Regions from separate parts of the Homo sapiens genome. Here region 2 is linked to region 1. A link is an interaction called in ENCODE POLR2A ChIA-PET data of the cell type or tissue named here. Cell type or tissue: PC-3. All regions are shown on one strand. Each heading gives the region's core, and the rest is flanking DNA. Links, peaks and the distances in the headings are about the cores only. Region 1 overlaps SMARCC1 (SWI/SNF related BAF chromatin remodeling complex subunit C1). Region 2 overlaps MAP4 (microtubule associated protein 4).

What was found. Peaks named below come from ENCODE experiments on the same cell type or tissue, not always from the same donor. Only the 100,000 strongest peaks of a DNase experiment are listed, where the experiment ranks them.
Region 2: POLR2A ChIA-PET joins it to region 1 with 6 read pairs; 2 of 35 experiments call an interaction of 5 or more read pairs at or near these places.

The regions. Positions count from the first base shown.
Region 1 is chr3:47,615,390-47,620,770 of GRCh38, forward strand. All of the region lies in intron 25 of SMARCC1 (SWI/SNF related BAF chromatin remodeling complex subunit C1), which reads right to left. Among named protein-coding and RNA genes, the nearest start is that of CSPG5, 39 kb to the left of the region's middle. In PC-3, for the core only: no CTCF peak of the experiment used is centred there; a DNase peak (open chromatin) is centred at 2,452; H3K4me3 peaks cover 450 bases; H3K27ac peaks cover 3,241 bases.
Region 2 is chr3:47,880,417-47,885,797 of GRCh38, forward strand. The region is part of intron 10 of MAP4 (microtubule associated protein 4); the gene reads right to left. Among named protein-coding and RNA genes, the nearest start is that of MIR1226, 34 kb to the left of the region's middle. RefSeq lists an enhancer at 4,135-4,214. In PC-3, for the core only: a CTCF peak has its summit at 2,080; no DNase peak of the experiment used is centred there.

The DNA.
Region 1 (5,381 bases), core at 54-5,053:
GGCTGACCCTCCAGTCTCCTAAGCAATCATTCTTTTCATATTTCAAGAGCTGGGCCTTTCTTACAAATCATTATCAATCCTCCTCCTCCAGGAATCTTACCTTGATAATCTGAGCTGACCATGACCTCCCCTTTCTCTGAATTTTCATAGCCCCATCATCTCATAGTATTTGGTTTCTTTGAGTCAATGTCTCATCCATCCTTTAACTTCCTTAAGTACAGGGTCTGGGTTTCTCACAGTTCCGAGTTCCCTAATAGTCCCTCTTTTCTGAAGGTACACAATTTCTTTCTTTTCTTTTCTTTTCTTTTTTTAAGACAGAGTTTTGCTCTTATTGCCCAGCCTAGAGTGCAATGGCGCCATCACGGCTCACTGCAACCTCTGCCTCCTGGGTTCAAGTGATTCTCCTGCTTCAGCCTCCTGAATAGCTGGAATTACAGGTGCCCACCACCACGCCCGCCTAATTTTTGTATTTTTAGTAGAGACGGGGTTTCACAATGTTGGCCAGGCTGGTCTCGAACTCCTGACATCAGGTGATCCACCTGCCTCATCCTCCCAAAGTGCTGGGATTACAGGCGTGAGCCACAGCACCCAGCCTCTGAAGGTATAAAATTTCTATACCTAGCCAAATGAACTTCAGAGAGACAGACAACATTTAGTCCAAAAGCTATAAATGGAATCAGCTCATAGATCCATTCTCAATGGCCTCAAAGTGTCTTTTAAAAAAACATTCAAATGTAAACGGCTTATGTGGGGCCCAGGCCCTTCAATTCTCTCCAGGTAATTTAGTCTACAACACAACCCATGTCTGAAACCTGCTCTGTTGACGGCTGTGTGCTTCTGCCTAGCATCAAAAGCTACTCAGTCTACAGACACAATGAGTGGTAGACCCACTGGCAGCTCAACACCCTCCCCTGAACTGGAATGCTTTTCTCATGTCAATTCCCTGATATACTCTGTAACTTCCATAACTGCCTTTCCTTTAATATTAATGCTTTAAAATATGAGGGAGCTGGAATAGCTACTAATTATAGCTGAGTTCATGATACCCATAACAAATTCGATTTTTTTTTTTTGAGACAGAGTTTCGCTATTGTCACCCAGGCTGGAGTACAATGGCATGATCTCTGCACGCTGCAACCTCTGCCTACCGGGTTCAAGTGGTTCTCCTGCCTCAGCCTCCCAAGTAGCTGGGATTACAGGCGCCCACCATCACGCCCAGCTAATTTTTGTATTTTTAGTAGAGACGGGGTTTCACCATGTTGGCCAGGCTGGTCTCAAACCCCTGACTTCAGGTGATCCTCCCGCCTTGGCCTCCCAAAGTGCTGGGATTACAGGTATGAGCCACCATGCCTGGCCCTGAAATTTTTATATGATTACATTTAATTACAATTACTTAAGACTAAAAAGAACATCTGGCTTTAAGTCATTAGAGGGAAAAAAAAAGCTTTATATTTGATTTTGAGTCTTAATTTCTGAAACCTATTGCTATTTAAACCAAACCAAACGTTCTATTTAAAAAAATGTTATCCTAAAGCTACTGCTTACTAGGTTAAGATGAGCAAGAGTGCAATCTAAAATGAACTGAGGCAGTGGGGGAGGTGGAGAGTTGGGTGCCTCTACTCCTAGCTGATCTATTCACTATCTGGAGTATCAACTTTATTGATTCATAATAGGATGACAGAAGCTGCATATATATCTGAGTCCCTAGGTTAAAATGAAATAGCAAAAGCTCATTTCTTTATAAATTACGAAGTACTAGATAAATACAAAGAGCTGAACAAACAGGTTTGAGATCTGGCTCTGTCATTTCTGACCCATGTGATCTGAGGTACACAACCTACCAGGTTCAAGCTCCAGTCTGGAATGTAAGAAGGGCTAACAAAGAAGTGGCTTATGCTGTCATCCAACATCACTGCTGGATTCTTGAATAAGGGGATTCAAAGCAAACATTACTTTCTTGCTTATGGCTTCCTCACATAGTTTGCCAGGAAATAAAGTGAGTAAATCCATTTAAAGTGCTTTGGCATAGTAACTGACCCAATAAATGCTCACAAAGCCAACAATGGCTTATGAATCTTAAGAATTTTGTACATATTTGTTGATTACTGGTTTGCATAACGGGAGGCATATATTTACCAAACACTTACTATGTATGTGCTAGACACTGTGCCAGGCATATGCCATACTTCTCTCAATTTTCACAAGAATTCTGTGTGGAAATCATCAGTAGAAAAACATTCATAGCTTTGCTTCCCACAGGGAAGGATAGGATGCTAGTGCTAGAGTGAGAAAGAGGTTATGTCTTAATTATACACAAAATGAGCGGGTGGCATTTTGAAGTTCAAATGACACATTTTGGTTGGTAAGAGAACAGGTCTCCAAGCTGGTTGCCAACGATCCTGCTTTCTAATATTTATACATTCCCACTGAAAACTATTCACCTAACCCAGATCCAAAGTTGGTCTGTGACCAACAGGATGTGGCAGAAGGGATGTGACTCGTATGTTTACATTATAAAGAACATTATAGCTCCCATTTTGTGTGCTTTTTCATACTCTTACTTTTTTAAATCACTTACTCAGAAACCATGGCAATTTATAACTAATACAATTGGATTATTGACATTCATTCAGTAGGGGTAGGGACTGTCTCATACAAAGAATTTTCCTGCCACAAACAGCTGACACCAAATGCTGATTAAGAAAATAACAGTCCACCATGGAAGAATTCAAGCAGAGCAGCGTTGTGTATTGGGATGGAGTCCGGAGAGTATTTTCCCAACATTTTCAGCTGTGTTGTTTTATTCAGAAAATATTTATGAAATATTGTGTGTGATCTGATTAGAAAGTAACATTTTTTAAAAGTCAAAAAGCTGGACACAGCAGCTCATGCCTGTAATCCAAACCCCTTGGGAGGAGAAGGTAGGAGGACTGCTTGAGGCAAGGAGTTTGAGACCAGCCTGGGCAACATGGCAAGATCTTGTCAATATTTAAAAAAAAAAAAAAAATTAGCTGGGCACAGTGCCTCATGCCTGTAGTCTCAGCTGCTTGGGGAGGCTGAGGAGGGAGGATCACTTGAGCCCCAGGAGTTTGTGGCTGCAGTGAGCTATGACTGCACCACTGCACTCCAGCCTGGGCAACAGAGTGAGCCCTGTCCTCCCAGAAAAAAGTCAAAAGAGAAAAAATAGTGAAGTTATATAATTTAAGTAGTTATTTAAAAAATAGACATCACACAAGGAAACTTCTGCAGGGCTGAGAGAAGAGGAGCGGTTATACACTGCCCCTTGGTGTCTGGGGGCCAGTAGACAGAAGTGGAAAGGGGATGCGAACTCTGCTATTCTTAGGGGACAGACAACAGATCCATCAGAAGGTTTAAAAAACCGGGGGACCTGCAGGTTCATTCTTTGAAGAGAAAGCAATTTAGTGCTGAGGAAAGAGCTCCTTGCCAAACTAGATATATTCTGTAAGCGCTCAGGGTTGACTCAATATTCAAGGCTAATGGATCAGTTATGCTTTGCAAATGACAGCAAGATGTCTTACTGCCAGTGGGATCTACCCAACCATCATTTGAATCCCGCATATGCCAACAATCCACTCCACTATATTATAGCCCCCTATTACTCCAGGCCCTCTAAGAAAATCTGTAAAATGTCAAAAGGGAAGCTTATTAGGGAAAAATAAACACAAAGACTCATCCCCTAAAGCTCCGCCTGTAGGACGTTTTCTCTGATAACTTCTCCCTCTCCCCATCTCCTGGGAACTCCTCCTTTCTGTTCCCATAGCAGCATCTGTACAACTGCTGTACTATACAAACATACTGTATTGTCGTTATTTGTTGACTGTTTCCCCCATTAAACTAAGTCTCAAAGGGTGGATTATCCTTTCCACTTTCCCAACTACGGCAACAATGCTGGCACGCACTCATTTAAGTAAGGGCCTGTGATGTGCTACTTCTGTGTTAACAAAGACATCTGATTAAGTCCCTGCCCTCAAAAAGTATATACTCTGGTACAGAAATGCGAACCCATGAACTGGTGATTACAGTGCAATTAAGCGCTCTGTGAGGCTGCCACTGCAGTAAATGTGAAGGCCATGCCACCCACAGCTGAGGACTGCAGGAGGTAGGCAAAAAGTGGGGCAAAGGGCCTTCTTGGCCAGAGAAGCAGGATGCAAACAGGTGGCAAAGAGAGTAAGGCTGTGAAGAAGCCTGCATTTGGTCCAGCATACACAGAGGGTGACAGAGATGAAACCCAGGTCTCATGAGCTCCCGGGGCAGGAGACAATCAATGGTGTGAGAGATGCTTACAGAGACATAAGCTCAATGACAGATGTACAGCATGGAGTGAGAAGCACAGTAAGTCCCTGACTAGGCTGCTTCCTAATCAGGGAACTGAGGGTGGGGTGGTATAGAGTTGGGGTAGGAGAGCTACTGAAGCAGCCTCTTCCTACTTTTGGGGCCAGCTGGTCTTAGGACAAAATGGATATGGGCTATGGTGACAGGTACTGGGCTACTCATCATGAGGAGTTCAACAGAGGACTTGCTTGGACTGGCCACTAAGAAACACTTTAAATAATGCAAGAAGATACTTAGGCAAATGTAAATCCTAAAATGATCAGTATTCTGGAATAATTTCTTTTTAAAGTTCTACCATTTGGAGTCAGAATCTCTCATGTAGATAAAAAAGTCAAAATCGTCAGAGGTAAAAAGTCCTAACTAAATGCTCAAATTTAGCCCATGCTTAGGGAGTCACTAATTCTTTATCTAGTCAACTCATTACAAAAATTTATTTTTGGCCAGGTGCGGTGGCTCACGCCTGTAATCCTACCACTTTGGGAGGCTGAGGCAGGCAGACTGCCTGAACTCAGGAGTTCGAGACCAGCCCAGGCAACACAGTGAAACCCTGTCTCTACAAAAAAACAAAAAATTAGCTGGGCGTGGTGGCGCACGCCTGTAATCCCAGCTACTCGGGAGACTGAGGCAGGAGAATGGCTTGAACCTGGGAGGTGGAGGTTGTGGTGAGCCGAGATCATGCCACTGCACTCCAGCCTGGGTGACAGAGTAAGACTCCGTTTTCAGGAAAAAAAAAAAAAAATTTGTTTTTGTTTTTTTTCCACTAAGAGCTTACTTAATCTCTTTTTCTCCAGAACTTCTCCCAAGATAACCAAATGTTTCTCTGCTTCTAAATTTCTTACTTTTTATGACTTCCACTCTCACTTTTGGCCCTTTTCATAATTCTCTTGGTCCCGTTTGGCCCATGACCTTATGTCAAAAGTTTCTGCTCCAGGGAATGCTACGTACAAGACTCAGGATGGGCCTACTTCCAGCTACCATTCAGTATAGGAGAGGGAAGAGAAGTGTGAGAAAGCCCAAGGATGGATCTG
Region 2 (5,381 bases), core at 189-5,188, 270 kb after region 1:
TTTTGATTATTGCACTAACCTTGTATACCTGAAATAATTCCAATTTCAGTTTTTTTTTTTTTTTTTTTTTTAAGAGATGAAGTCTGTTGCCTAGGCTGCAGTACAGTGGCATGATCACAGCTCACTGCCACCTGGAACTCCTGGGCTCAAGAGACCCTAATGCCTCAGCCTTCCAAGTAGCTGGGACTACTGGTACGTGCCACCATACCTGAATAATTTACAAAAAAAATTTTTTTGAAGAGATGGAGGTCTTGCCATGTGGCCCAAACTGACCGGTCTCAAGCAGTCCTCCCACATCAGCTTCCCAAAGTGCTGGGATTATAGGCACAAACCACCATGCCCCATCATAATTTCAATCTTTTAAATTGATTCAAGTTGGTTTTATGACCCAAGATCCATCTTGGTGAGTGTTTAATGGACACCTGAGAAGAATGTACATTCTGTCACTGAGTGGAATTTCTATCAATGTTTATGAGATTTTGTTGTTTGATGGCACTGTTACATCTTTACTAACATTCTGTCTAGTAGTTCTATCAACTGTTCATAGTGGGTTACAGAAGTCCCCAGCTGTAATTGTGACTTTGTGTACTTCTCCTTTTAGCTCTGTCAGTTTTTGTTTCATATATCTTGATGCTCTGTTTTTTGGTGTGTATACATTTAGAATTGCTAAGTTTTCTAAATGTAAGGATCAATCTTAGTGGGATTGATCCTTTATTCTTTTCTCCGACATCTACTTTGTCTGATGTTAGTATAGTCACTCCAGGACACGTAATCTTTAATCCCAGCACTTTGGGAGGCTGAGGCAGAGGATCACTTGAGGCCAGCAGTTTGAGACTAGCCTGGGCAACAAAGTGAGACTTCCTCTCTACAAAAATCGAAAGAAAATTAGTGGGGCATGGTGGTGTATGCCTATAAGACTCAGATACTTGGGAGGCTGAGGTGGGAAGATTGCTTGAGCCCAGCGAGTCAAGCCTGCTGTGAGCTATGATCAGGCCACTGCACTCCAGCCTGGGCAACAAGAAAAAACAACTATATATATATATATATATATATATATATATATATATATATATATATATATGCATAATCATTATATATAGCTACTGCTACTTTAAAAAATTGTTAACATGATATATTTCTTTCCATCTTTTAACTTTCAACCTACCTATGTCCTTATGTTTGTTATGCATTTCTTGTAGATAGCATATACTTGGGCAATTTTTTTTTCTTTTTAAGACAGGTGTGATCATGGCTGACTGTACTCACTGTAGCTTCTACCTCCTCGGTTCAAGTGATCCTCCTACCTCAGCTCCTGAATAGCTAGGACCACAGGCATGTGCCACCATGCCTGGCTAATTTTTAAATTATTTGTAGAGATGGGGTCTCCCTGGGTTGCTCAGGCTGGTCTCGAACTCCTAGGCTCAAGTGATCCTTCTGCCTCAGCCTCCTAAAGGGATTACAAGCAGGAGCCGCTGTACCTGGCCTACTTGAGTCATTTTTTAAAAATAATATACTCTTCCAATCTTTGTCTTTTAATTGTAGTACTCAGACCATTTGCTTCTAAAATAATTCCTGATGGCCAGGTACAGTGGCTCACGCCTGTAATCCATTCAGCACTTTGGGAGGCCGAGGTGGGCTTATCACCTGAAGTCAGGAGTTGGAGATCAGCCTGGCCAACAGGGTGAAACCCCATCTCTACTAAAAATACATAAATTAGCCGGGCGTTGTGGTGGGCGCCTGTAATCCCAGCTACTTGGGAGGCTGAGGCAGGAGAATCGCTTGAACCTGGGAAGTGAAGGTTGCAGTGATCTGAGATTGTACCACTGCACTCCAGCCTGGGTGACAAGAGTGAAACTCCATCTCAGTAAATAAAAAAATAAATGAAATAAAGTAAAATAATTACTGCTATGTTAAGGCTTAAGTCTGATATTTTATTTTTTATTTGTTCTCTCTTTTTCTCATTTCTGTTTCACTTTCCTGCCTTCCTGTTGGTTACCTGAACATTTTTAATCTTTTTAATTTCCTTTTTTCATTTTTTCAAATTACATCTCACCCAAGGTTACCTGAACATTTCTTAGAATTCTATTTTTATTAAAAAAAAGCTTTTGAGTATATTGCTCTGTATAGTTTTCTTAGTGGTTGCTCTAGGTATTACAATATACATACAACAAACTGGTATCAATGTTCTACTACTGTTTTTTCCTCTAGAGATGGGGTCTCACTGTGTTGCTCAGGCTGGTCTCAAACTCTGGGCTCAAGTGATCCTGCCGTCTTCAGCCTCCTGAGTAGCTGGGACTACAGATGCACACCGCCACACCCAGCTATGTTTTACTACTTTGAGTGACCTACTGGAACCTTACTTCCATTTAGGATCCTTTATTTTCTCCCTACTTTAATTTTTTTTTTTAAAGACAGAGTCTCACTCTGTCGTCCAGGTTGGAGTGTAGTGGCACAATCTCGGCTCACTGCAACCTCTGCCTCCCAGGTTCAAGTGATTCTCATGCCTCAGCCAACCGAGCAGCTGGGATTACACGTGTGCGCTACCATGCTTGGCTAATTTTTCTTTTTATCTTTAGTAGAGATGGGGTTTCGTCATGTTGCCCAGGCTGGTCTCAAACTCCTGGCCTCAGGTGATCCACCCACCTTGGTCTCCAAAAGTGGTGGGATTACAGGTGTGAGCCACTGCGCCCAGCCCTAAAATATGTCTTAAGTGTTTCCTCTTCATAGATTAAGCACTACATCAGATGGCATTACAATTTGTGCTTCAAATATGATTTATGACTTTAAAAAATTCATGAGGAGATAAGTCTATTATATTCCTTTTTTTTTGGAGACCAAGTTTTGCTCTTGTTGCTCAGGCTGGAGTGCAGTGGCATGGCTCACCACGACCTCCACCTCCCGAGTTCAAGCGATTCTCCTGCCTCAGCCTTCCTGAGTAGCTGGGATTACAGGTATGCGTCACCACGCCCGGCTAATTTTGTATTTTTAGTAGAGACGGGGGTTTCTCCATGTTGGTCAGGCTGGTCTCGAACTCCCGACCTCAGATGATCCACCCGCCTTGGCCTCCCAAAGTGCTGGGATTACAGGCATGAGCCACCATACCTGGCTATTTCCATATTTTTACCCATTCCATTGTTGTTCTTTTATTTCTGAAATTCCAAGCCTCCTTCTGTTACCAAATCTTATTTTTTTGGAGAGCCTCCTTTAGCCATTCTCTAAGGGTATGTCTACTAGCAACAAATTCTTAGTTTTCCTTTATCTAAAAATGTCTTTTTTATTTATTTCCCCTTCATTCCTGATGGATTGTTTTACCAAATAATTTGCAGTTGACAGTTCTTTTCTTTTGGCACTTGAAAAATGTTGTGCCACTTCTTTTTGCATTCCCCAGTTTCTGATAAGAAACAGGCTGTCATTTAAATGCTGTTTCCTCAGCACCATAAGGAAGGTTAAAAAAAAAAATTGCTGTTTCCCTAATGCATCATATCTCTTTGCTTTTTTTACAGATTTTTGTCTTTAGTTTATAAAAGTTTAATTATGAAAAGTCATGGCATGATTTCTCCACATTTATCCTATTTGGTATTTGTTCAGTTGCTTGAATCTGTAAGTTTTGTCTTTTGTCAAATTTGGGATGTTTGTTGTCATTATTTCTTTGAACAGTTGTTCAGCCTTGCATCCTTGCTCCTCTCCTGAGATTCTGATGATACAAATGTTAGATCTTTTGTTATTGTCCCATGGGTCTGAAGATATGTTTTTTCCTTGTAGACCATTTTTTCGTCTGTTGTTCAGATTGAATAAATCCTATTGATCTGTCCTCAACGTCACTGATTCTGTCCTCTGTTATCTGCAGTCTGCTGCTGAGCCCATTGAAGTTTTTAATTTTAATTATTATATTTTTCATATTGACAATTAACATTTGGTTCTTTTTATGTAACTTCTATTTCTTTACTGAGGTTTTTAGTTTTCATTTGTTTCAAGAGAATTCATAATTGCTTGTTAAAGCACTTTTATGATGGCTGCTTTAAAATTCTGATTTTGTACTTTAGCATGCAATCACCCTGTTTATATTTAGTCTACAGGTTATGACTGTAGTTCTGATGACAATTTGGTTCCTAGAGCCCTTGCAATGCATTTATGGCCTGTTGTGTTCTGATTCTGCTAAGGTTCTAACTAATCCCTTTTGGTACTGCCTGAAAGGGCTGTAGGGACTTACCTGTGTCACCCAGTGTCAGCACATAGGGGCTGAGTGATGCTGGAAACATAGAATAGAGAGCTTCCTCTGGACTGCTCTCTGGCTGCCTGGGACCCAGGCAGACCTCCTGTTTGATCTCTGCTGGGGTTGCTGGGAGCAGGAAACACCTACCTCGGGGGCTTTCTCTTGCTAAGGGGAAGGAAGTAGAGGTTCTGAAACCTACGAAAGTCTCCTGCCCCTGGGTAGAGGATTACAAGACACCAGGGCTATAGAAGCCACTGGTGCTGTTACCTGGTAGGGGACAGGCCTCCCTGCAGTTGCTGGTGATGTGGGCGGACCAGGCCTATAGCTTCTGCTGAGTATGGAGTGGACAACAGGAAGGCCCTTATGGGCTGCATTGACACTGTACCTGCAGGCAGACTGAGCCCACTGCTGGGGATGGGTAGTGAAACAGGGCTCACCATTAGGTCTTTGCTGGGTTTTTTTCTTTCTTGTTTTTTTGGCAATAGAGAACAGATTTTCTCTATTTGTTTTCTTTTTTCCTTTCCTTTTCTTTTCAGTCTATGCCTGTTGGTAATTCCAGGTTACAGGCCTCTCCAGTGCCCAGCCAGGGATATGTAGGAGACAAAAAGAAAACCCAGGGGATGGACGCAGTGGCTCATGCCTGTAATACCAGCACTTTGGGAGGTCAAGCAAGGAGGATCACTTGAGGTCAAGAGGTCAAGGCTAGCCTGGGCAACATAGCAAGATCCCATCTCTACCATCAATCAATCAATCAATCAATCAATCAATCAATTCATCAGTCCCAGGGAATTCACTGTATTGCCATTCCTCAAGTCCTGAGATCCCTACCAGGTTTGCCTTCTTTCTACCTCATATTCTTTTATGGAATTATCTTCAATTATTTCCAGACTATTTAGTTGTATTTACAGGGGAGGAGCAGAAAACAATGAGATGATACCATCTTGTCTTGGTAGGAGGTTTTTGTAATGGAGAGCACTTTGTACTTTTTGATGTTTGAACCATATGTACTTTTAGTCAAAAACTGAGTATTTTTCTAGTTTTAAAATGTAATGGGGAAAAACCATAGCCAACAACTGTGCAAATTTGTTAACGCCTTTGTTCTTTTTTTTTTTTTTTTGAGACGGAATCTCGCTCTGTCACCCAGGCTGGAGTGCAGTGGCGCCATCTC